2 separate regions of the Homo sapiens genome follow, and region 1 is linked to region 2. Evidence: read pairs that join two places in POLR2A ChIA-PET (ENCODE). Cell type or tissue: B cell. All regions are shown on one strand. Each heading gives the region's core, and the rest is flanking DNA. Links, peaks and the distances in the headings are about the cores only.

Region 1 (5,383 bases), core at 168-5,167, 290 kb before region 2:
AATCAGTTGGATTTAAATGTCGAAGATCAAGGACAGAATAACTTTGAGGAAGCTGTGGCTAGAAAAACACAGAAATTAGAAAAGTATGGGATTAATGAACTCAACTTTCCAAATGTAAACAGCCAATGTCAACGTGACACCTACGTCCTTTGAACAAGTGGAAAATATACAAGACAAATCAGTGAGGGGCCAGGCACAGTGGCTCATGCCTGTAATCCCAGCACTTTGGGAGGCCGAGGCAGGCGGATCACCTGAGGTCAAGAGTTCAACACCAGCCTGGCCAACATGGTGAAACCCCATCTCTACTAACAATACAAAAATTAGCCAGGCATGGTGGCACGTGCCTGTAATCCCAGCTACTCAGGTGGCTGAGGCAGCAGAATTGCTTGAACCCAGGAGGCAGAGGCTGCAGTGAGCCGAGATCGCGCCACTGCACTCCAGCCTGGGTGACAGAGCAAAACTCCAACTCAAAAAAAAAAAAACACCGAAAAAAAAGAAACATCAATGAGAAATTAGAAATTGAGACTGTAGATTTGTGTATTATACATATATAAGGTAGAATCTTAATACATGTAAACATTAGCACCCAGGAGAAATAGGTAAAAAATTTTAAGTGTGTACAATAACAGTTATGTATATACGTATACACATACTTGAGAGACATAACAGTGACTCCAACTTCCAAAATATTACAAATCTTAGAAACTGTGTATCAACAATAACTGACTATATGCCAAAGACACACACATTCCTCTGTATGCAGGTGCACAGGCTAAAAAAGACAGGACTAAGTTCTTGGTAGTGACTACACAGATATTTTTGAATTTCGAAAATGATGCTAAATCATGGGACTGCTAATCAACTACTGAAATATAAGCTAATACATATTTGTTAAAAAATTACTTCTCTGGTCTGGTGCAGTGGCTCACACCTGTAATCCCAGCACTTTGGGAGGCCAAGGCGGACAGATCACAAGGTCAGGAGTTCGAGACCAGCCTACCCAACACAGTGAAACCCCATCTGTACTGAAAATACAAAAAATTAGCCAGTCATGGTGGCAGGCGCCTGTAATTCCAGCTACTCAGGAAGCTGAGGCAGGAGAATCACTTGAACCCGGGAGGCAGGGGTTGCAGTGAGCTGGGATCATGCCATTGTACTCCAGCCTGGGCGACAGGAGTGAAACTCCATCTCAAAAAAAAAAAAAAAAAAATTACTTCTCTTCCAGAACTTCGTTTTCTCTCCTACACCTGTTCCTCTTCCCAGAATTTTCTCTATCTTAACGATGACACCATCATCCACCCAGTTGCTCAAGCAAAAAATCTAGGAGATCTTGATTCCTCTCCCACTGATCCAATCCAATAATACTAACCTATTGATCCCACTTCCAAACTGACATCCAAATCCTTTCCATCTTCACTACCACCCTATTAACAACATCATCTCATGCTGAGACTTGAAATGTGGCTGGTACACGTTATTTACACTCAAATAATAAGATTTTGGAAAATTTTGGTCGAATACAAATATTGTTAATTTCACCTATTTCTTTTTTCTTATAAAAACATGGCCAGTAGAAAACTTAAAATCAACAGGTAGCTTACATTATATTTCTGTTGTAAAGCACTGTTTTAAACTATAACATTTAGGTAATAAAAGTGCAAAGAAGGCCGGGCACGGTGGCTCACGCCTGTAATCCCAGCACTTTGGGAGGCCAAGGTGGGCGGATCACAAGGTCAAGAGATGGAGACCATCCTGGTCAACATGGTGAAACCCCGTCTCTACTAAAAATACAAAAGTTAGCTTGGCGTGGTGGCATGCGCCTGTAGTCCTAGCTTCTTGGGAGGCTGAGGCAGGAGAATTGCTTGAACCCGGGAGGCAGAGGTTGCAGAAAGCCGAGATTGCACCACTGCACTCCAGCCTGGTGACAGAGTGAGACTCCTTTTAAAAAAAGAAAAGAAAAGAAAAGAAAAAGTGCAAAGAAAACAAAGGCTGCGCTTACCATAAAAGTCAGGATAATGTTACTCTTAAGGAAATGGAGTGGCAAGTGGAGGAGGAAAGAGAGATTGTGTTTGAAAGGGAATCCATGGAGGGATTCTGGGATAGTGGCTGTCAAAGTGATGTCTCCTATCATAGGTGATCGTTAACAAGTTGGTATTACCTTCTAATAGTTCATTAAGTTATACATTCATTTTGTACATTTATTATTAGAATAAAAATTCTAATAATTTTTAAAATTATTTTCAAAGTAGGATTTAGATCTTTAGATTTAGGATCTGAAAATGAGACTCATTAATATGTGTCCTGGGGCTTGTGGTCCTGTACACATGAAGCGATCTTAGGGCAGGCAACATGCAAATTAAAAGCCCAAAAGGACTATTCTAGAGTCCAGGAACTCTGGGAGCTGATCCTATTAAGCACCATTACAGAGAAGCGGGACAGCCTAGCTGTGAAGGGCACAAATTCTGGAGCCAAACCACCTAGATTCAAATTCTGACTCCACTACTGCTAACTATGCAAACTTCAGCAAGTTACTTAAACTTTCTGTGCCTTTGTTTTCTAATGTGTAAAATGGGCTATCTCATGGGGCTGTTGTAAGGACTGAATTACTTAATACACATAACTACTTAAAGGCAGAGAAAAATTAAGTACTTCATTTGGATGTTTGCTAGTTTTATTGTTATTTCTACACCAAAGAGATCTAGATCTTCAGAATTGAATACGATTATGTGAAGTAATCCCATACACTACTATAGAAGAAGCAGAGAGTCAAATAGCTTTCCTAACACATTCTAAGCTTATTTATCTGAAAAGTCAAAAATTCCAGGAAACATTACTCCCTCATATTACAATACAGCCAGCAATTCCCAAAGGTATGTTACCCTCCATGCAGCTTTGGTCTTCCTTTCTAATTATGGCTCCCATTTCCTCTCTGACTCCCCACTCTTTTAACAGCTGCTAATGTAAGAGAGAAATCATGGTCTGGTTAAGAAAGAAACATAAGAACATTGAGATAAGCATGTTACACTTTAACCAGGCCAGAATCAGCACTAATTCTGTAAAAAGAATCCTAACAAGAAAACTAAAACTCCCCAAAGAAATTCTGAAAATTTAGAGGAAAGGAGCATATCTGTGTCCCTTAAATACTAAGAGTTAGTTTACCTGTTCATCTGAAGCTAGACTAGTGAACAGTGGAACAATTTCACTTTTCACACTGTCTAATTCCAAAACTTTTGCAAATTCACCCAATTTGGAAGCAGCAGCACGTCGTACCATTGGTGTGTCATCTGAGCACAAGGAACGGAATTGCCTGCAACATAAAACAATGAAGGTATTTCCCATCAAATAACACTGAATAAACCTGCCCCCCATACACACAGACAGACTTTTAGAGGTTTTATCTTACAATAATCAGTGACTAAGCTTCTACTTATAGAAGTAACAAAAATAAAACATATTCAACTGGATAATAAAAAATGACATCATAGGCCAGGCATGGTGCCTCACACCTGTAATCAAAGCACTTTGGGAGGCCCAGGTAGGAGGACTGCTTGAGGCCAGGAATTGAAAGCAGACTGGGCAACATAGCAAGACCCTATCTATATGCCAAAAATATTTTTGTTGTTGTTTGTCGGGGGCTCAAGTGAACTCCCACCTCAGCCTTCTGAGTAGCTAGAAATACAGGCGGGTCCCACCATGCCCAGCTAATTTTTTTCTTTTTAGTAGAGACAAGGTCTCACTATGTTGCTCAAGCTGGTCTTGAACTCCTGAGTTCAAGCAATCCTCCCACCTCAGCCTCTCAAAGTGCTGGGATTACAAGCATGAGCCACTGCATCCAGCCAGAAATTTTTTTTAAAAATTAGCCAGGCGCAGTAGTGTATGTCGGTAGTCCTAGCTACTTGGAGGCTGAGGCTGGAGGATCACTTAAGCACAAGAGTTCAAGGTTGCAGTGAGCTATGATTGTGCCACCGCACTCCAGCCTAGACAACAGAGCAAGACCTTATCTCTTAAAAAAAAAAAAGAAAGATGTCATAAATCCTACTATCCTAGTATCAGCCACTCATTGGTAACAAGGTACTATGTAAATTGTCAGCTACAAGTCCCCAGTAATCCCAAATAACTCATAGCTTACTACCTGATTTCTGCTTTAACAAGGCAAAAAAATACCATGGCTTACTGTCTGATTTCTGCTTTAACAGCATTTGATGCCCTGGGATAGCAAACGCTGAACAAACCACATGCAGATGTGCGAGAGGTGAACCAATCCCCACTTGCTAAGCGTTTCACCAGAGGTACAAAATAAGCTTCCAGAGCAACAGGAGTATGCTCCTGGGAGATCTGTCTCAGGGACTCCACAGCCTTGTCACGAACAACAGTCTCTTCCACAGTTGCCAGATTTTCCAAAGGAGGCTGAATGGATTAAAAAGGAAAACCAGAGAAGAAAACTTATTGAATCAGGTTAGAAACAGATAATCACCTTTTAAAGTGACTGAAGGGAGGTGGTACACGTAACCAGAATGTTAGCTGCATCATACCAAATGGTTACTTTCAGCTCACACAGTGATAACATATGGTGCGGCCAACCCAAAGACACGACTTCTGTAGAAAAGCCAAGATCTCGTGTCCCAGATGGCAATTCCCAGATGGTGTCTACAAATGACACAGTGTAAAAGACTTGACACAATATTAATATTACTGTGAGTTGAATCACTAGGTTTAAAAGATACATAGCCAAATTCAGACAGGATCATGTATATTTCCTCAAGAGTAAGTACAAAACTATGACCAATGTTAGGCACCACAAATACAGGATAACAGCTTGTCAGGTCACTGAGTCCACAGCCTTTTCAGTATCTTTCCACCATTCCCAGAGGTGCAAGCAACCCTTATCCACCATCTCCATCCCATCCTTTTATCCAACCTATAAAATGCTGAATGCAAAATTGCTTTTTTCAGAACACATTCAGCAACTTTCCATTAGCCATAGGGCAGAAAGGAGTTTCTGACAGAACAATCAAGTGAAAACTACAGAGACTGGCCAGGCACGGTGGCTCACACCTGTAATCCCAGCCGTCGGGAGGCCGAGGTGGGCAGATCACTTGAGGTCAGGAGCTCGAGACCAGCCTGGCCAACATGGTGGAACCCTGTCTCTACAAAAAATACAAAAATTAGCCAGACATGGTGGCACACGCCTGTAAACCCAGCTTACTCAGGAGGCTGAGGCATGAGAATCACTTGAACCCGGGAGGCAGAGGTTGCAGTGAGCCGAGATTGTGCCACTGTACTTGAGCCTGGGTGACAGAGTGAGGCTCTTGTCTCAAAAAAAAAAGGTAAAGTACAGAGATGGTAGGACACCTTGCTTACAGCTTTAGAAATAAAAGAAGCC
Region 2 (5,383 bases), core at 246-5,245:
AGGAGATTTTGGACTGAGATGATGGGGTTTTCTAACTATACAATCATGTCATCTACAAACAGACAATTTGACTTCCTCTTTTTCTATTTGAATACTCTTTATTTCTTTCTCTTGCCTGATTGCCCTGGCCAGAACTTCCAATACTATGCTGAATAGGAGTGGTGAGAGAGAGCATCCTTGTCATGTGCCAATTTTTGAGACTGAGTCTCACTCTGTTGCCCAGACTGGGGTGCAGTGGCGTGATCTTGGCTTACTGCAACCTCCACCTTCCAGGTTCAAGCAATTCTCGTCCCTCAGCCTCCCGAGTAGCTGGGATTACAGGTATGAGCCACCAGGCATGGCTAATTTTTGTATTTTTAGTAGGGACAGGATTTCACCATGTTGGCCAGGCTGGTCTCGAACTCTTGACCTCAAATGATCCACCCACCTTGGCCTCCCAAAGTGCTGGAATTACAGCCATGAGCCCCCATGCCTGGCCTATTTCCAGGTTCTTAATTCCATTCCATTAATCTCTGTATACCCTTAATGTCAGTACCACAGTCTTGATTACTTTAGCTTTGTAATAAGTTGTAAAATCAGGAAACGTGAGTCATCTTTGTTCTTTTTTCTCAAGATTTTTTTTTTTTTTTTTTTTTTTTTTTAAAGACAGAGTCTTGCTCTGTCACCCAGGCTAGAGTGCAGTGGCGTGATCTTGGCTCACTGCCAGCTCTGCCTCCCGGGTTCATGCCATTCTCCTGCCTCAGCCTCCCAAGTAGCTGGGACTACAGACGCCCACCACCATGCCCGGCTAATTTTTTGTATTTTTAGTAGAGACGGGGTTTCACCGTGTTAGCCAGAATCAAGATTGTTTTGTCTGAGTCCCTTGCAATTCTAAGTGAATTTTAGGATTAGCTTGTAAATTTCTGCATTGAAGCCAGTTGACATTTTGATAAGGATTGATTGGATGTATCTGCTGATCAGTTTGGCAAGTGTTGCCATCCGAAGAATATAGTCTTTTCATCCATGAACATGTAGATGCCCCTGTATTAGTTAGGTGTTCTTCAGTCTCTTTCAACAGTTTTTTTATAGTTTTTCAGAGTGTAAGTTTTGCACTCTAAATTTGCATTTGTTAAACTTATTTCTAGGTATTTTATTCTTTTTGATACTACTCTAAGTGGAATTGTTTTCTAGATTTCATTTTCAGATTGTTCATTGCTACTATATAAAGGTATGATTGATTTTTTTTTTTTTTTAAGACTAGTCAGGTATACTAGTGAGAAGGGCGGAAGAGTAGAAAAGAAGTTAGATTTATAATGGACTCTGAGCAATCAATTGAGATAACAATTCATTTTTCTATATTGATCTTTTTTTTCATATACCTGCTGAAATGGGATCTATATTGACCTTGTATCCTGCAAACTTGCTGAAGTCATTTATTAGTTCTTACAGTTTTTTAGTGTATTTCTTAGGTTTTTCTGTAAACAAGATAATGTTATCTGCAAATAGAGATAATTTTACTTTTTTCATTTTGACCTGTATGCCTTTTATTTCCTTTCTTGCCTAATTGCTCTGGCTGGCGCCTCTAGGCAATGTTGAATAGGTGTAGCAGAAGTGAACATCTTGTCTTGTTCTCGATCTTTGGGAGAATAAGTCTTTGGTCATTAAATAGTTGTGAGGTTTCCATAGATCAGGTTGAGCAAGTTCCCTCCTGTTCCCAGTTAGTAAGAGTGTTTTGATCATGAAAAGGGGTATTGAATTTTATCAAATGCTCTTTCTGTGTCTGTTGAGATGATTATGTGTTTTTTGTCCTGTATTCTGTTAGGACATTATTACATTAATGGATTTTCAGATGTTAATGGAAATTTGCATTCTTGGGATAAATCAGATTTGATCATGGTGAATGATCCTTTTTATATATTGCTGGATTTTATTTGCTAGCGTTTTGTTGAAGATTTTTACATCTATATTCATAAGATATTAGTGTGTACTTTTTTTTTTTTTTCTTCTAATGTCGTCTTTGGTTTTGGTATCAGGCTAATCCCGGCCTTACAGAATGTGTGGGGAAGTGTTTCTTGCTCTTCTTTGATTTTTCTTTGAAAGAATTTGTGAGGAATTGATATTAATTCTTCTTTAATATTTGGTAGAATACTGACGAAGCCATTTGGGTCTAAGCTTTTCTACATGGGTAGTTTTTAAATTACCAGTTCAATCTCTTTGTTAGTTATAGGTCTATTCAGAGTTTTTGTTTCTCCTTGGTTCAGTTTTGGTAGCTTGTGTCTGTATGGTTGTTCATAGTATTCCCTATAATTCTTTTTACTTCTGTAAGGTAGATAGTAATGTCCCCTATTTCACTCCTAATTTTAGAAATTCTAGTCTTCTCTCCTCTTCTTGGTCAGTCTAACTAAACATTTATCATTGTGGTTGTCATTTGATTGATCTTTTCAAAGAACCAAATTTTGTTATTGTTGAGATGAATGAAAATGATGACATAACATACTGTAACTTATGGGATTATGCTAAAGCAGTGCTTAGCAGGAAACAGCTGTAAGAGTCCGCATTTAAAAAGATGAAAGAACCAATGTTTGGTTTCATTTCTTTCTTTCCACCTCAGGATATTTGTATATTCTCTTTCTCTTCCTCCTTTTCTCACGATTATACAGTTTTACTCTTTGGTGAGAGAATTTAGAAACTACAGTTGTCCGGGGAGGGAAAGCATTAGGAAAAATAGCTGATGCATGTGAGGCCTAATACCTGGGTGATGGGTTGACAGGTGCAGCAAACCACCATGGCACATGTTTACCTATATAATAAACCTGGACATTCTGCACATGCACCCTGAAACTTAAAATTAAAATTAAAATTAAAAAAGAAGAAACTACAGTTCTTCTTGTCTTTCCAGATATTAGAAGGGAGAAGCAAAATTTCTGTCAATGACTTCATCATAAAAGCTTCAGCTTTGGCATGTTTAAAAGTTCCCGAAGCAAATTCTTCTTGGATGGACACAGTTATAAGACAGTAAGTATAACTGGGGAAGATATATATCCATCGGTAGTTTTCTTGTATTATTTAATGTGTGAGTGGAGTTGAGGGGATAAGGAGAAATGGAATACAGAGAGGCAGATGACTTACATAGGTCAAACAACTTGAAAACAACACAAAAATGTTTATGAGTTACTGCTTTTTACTTTTTTTTCTTACTGGCCCCAATTTTCAACCTTGTTTTTGTTTTTGTTTTTGTTGTTGTTGTTGATTTATTTTTTAAAGAGATAGGGTCTTGCTCTGTTGTCCAGGCTGGTCTTGAACTCTTGGGCTCAAGCAATTCTACAGCCTCGGCCTCCCAAAGTTCTGGGATTTCAGGTGTGAGCCACAGTGTCCAGCCTGCGATATTGCTGGATTTAGCTAGTAAAGGCTATAGATTCTTTGTATGAGTTCAGCAAAGGGAGATTAGTGAACAAATATGTGTAATTAAGTTGATAATGACTGTCACAAAGCAGGGTTAAACAGATGATTTTCATTCTCCTGAACTTTACGGGCAAAATTAGAACAGTAATTGTTAATAATACAATGGTATAGAGTAGTATGGTACTCAGTGTGTCTCTTTTATCTCATTCAATTCTCATGACTATCTTATGATTTAAGTGCTTTCACTTCCATTTCTAGATAAAGAAACAGACTCCGTGAGTTAAGTAACTTGCCCTGAGTTAATAAATTAGTGTTAGGACTGTGATTAGAACCAAGATTCTGACTCCTAAGCCTATTCGTTTCTTGCTGTGTAGATGCTTCTATGTTATTCTTATTCTGAAAGGAAAAAAACAAACTTTTTTCCTTTGTACTTTGCTGTCACACAGTCACAGCACCGCTTCTGTGACCAGATGAGTAGAGGCAGGGGTGGGGAGGGTTTCCCCACACACCAACCAAACAATTAATTCTGCAGTGATTTCCTCTAATTCAATTCAATTCAATTCTGGTGCTGTCTACCTGTAGATAGTGTCAGATCCCAAAGATTGAGGGCTCAGTCCTACAAGACTGCCCTCACTTCAGATGCCAGTCAAAAGTGTAGGCCACTCATACTTGTAACTGACTGGCTACAAACTTGTTGCTGTGACCTCTTCCTTGGGTTTGATTAACTTGCTAGGACAATTCACAGAACTTGGGGAAACACTTTATGTTTATTATAAAGGATATTACAAAGGATATGGATGAACACCAGATGAAGAGATGGCTAGGGCGAGGTTTGAGGTGGGGTGGTGCAGAGCTTCCATGTCCTTTCTGGGCATACCACCCTTCCAGCACTTCCACAGTTCAGCAACTGGAAGCTCATTAAATCTTGTTGAAGGGTCTTAATAGAGGGGGCTGGGGAGAAAAAGGAAAGGAAGAAAAAAGTCTTTGTAGAGTTTGATCTCCAGGATCTCCAGCCTACATCTCCCTCCCCTTTCCCTTAGGTCAGTGGGTAGAGCTAAAAGTTCCAACTCTCTAATCCTCTAGTCATTTTGACCCTTCCAGTGACTGGCGCCATCCCGAGGTTACTTAGGGATCCCACCCTAAGTATCCGTCATGGAGCTTATTATATAAGGGCTCATTATAAATAACAAAACATACTCCTATCACTCAGGAAATTCCGGTTCTAGGGGCTCTATGACAGGAACTGGCAACATGGGGACAAAGACCAAGTATATATTATACCACACTTACTAATATTTATTAATATTTTAGGGCCGGGCTCACACCTGTAATCTCAGCACTTTGAGAGGCCGAGGCAGGTGGATCACTTGAGGTCAGGAGTTCGAGACCAGCCTGGCCAACATGGTGAAACCCCATCTCTACTAAAAATACAAAAATTAGCTGAGCGTGGTGGTGCATGCCTGTAATCTCAGCTACTTGGGAAGCTGAGGCAGGAGAATTGCTTGAACCCAGGAGGTGGAGGTTGCAGTGAACTGAGATTGTGCCATTGCAGTCCAGCCTGGGTGATAAGAGCAAAACTCTGTCTCAAAAAAATATTTTCCTAATAAATATTAAATTTAGGTTAGAATACTGCTCCATGGCTTAGAGTGACTTGTTCTAACCCTTAATCTGAGGTCAGTTCCCAGGAGGCAAACACAACTGTTTGTTTTTTTTTGTTTTTTGTGTTTTGTTTTTGTGACAGAGTCTCTTTCTGTCGCCTAGGCTAGAGTGCAGTGGCGTGATCTTGGCTCACTGCAACCTCCGCCTCCCGAGTTCAAGCAATTTTCCTACCTCAGCCTCCTGAGTAGCTGGGATTACAGGCATGCGCCACCACTCCCAGGTAATTTTTTTGTAGTTTTAGTAGATATGGGGTTTCACCATATTGGCCAGACTGGTCTTGAACTCTTGACCTTGTGAGCCGCCCACCTTGGCCTCCCAAAGTGCTGGGATCACAGGTGTGAGC

Evidence for each region. Peaks named below come from ENCODE experiments on the same cell type or tissue, not always from the same donor. Only the 100,000 strongest peaks of a DNase experiment are listed, where the experiment ranks them.
Region 1: POLR2A ChIA-PET joins it to region 2 with 10 read pairs; 2 of 35 experiments call an interaction of 5 or more read pairs at or near these places.

What each region holds. Positions count from the first base shown.
Region 1 is chr11:111,756,645-111,762,027 of GRCh38, forward strand. PPP2R1B (protein phosphatase 2 scaffold subunit Abeta) reads right to left here. Exons shown (of 15, transcript NM_002716.5): 4 at 4,175-4,407; 5 at 3,160-3,307. Among named protein-coding and RNA genes, the nearest start is that of PPP2R1B, 7.1 kb to the right of the region's middle. In B cell, for the core only: no CTCF peak of the experiment used is centred there; no DNase peak of the experiment used is centred there.
Region 2 is chr11:112,048,356-112,053,738 of GRCh38, forward strand. It overlaps DLAT (dihydrolipoamide S-acetyltransferase), which reads left to right. Exons shown (of 14, transcript NM_001931.5): 11 at 2,879-2,994. It also overlaps a transcript of PIH1D2 not described here. Among named protein-coding and RNA genes, the nearest start is that of PIH1D2, 23 kb to the right of the region's middle. In B cell, for the core only: no CTCF peak of the experiment used is centred there; a DNase peak (open chromatin) is centred at 2,576; H3K4me3 peaks cover 685 bases; H3K27ac peaks cover 3,735 bases.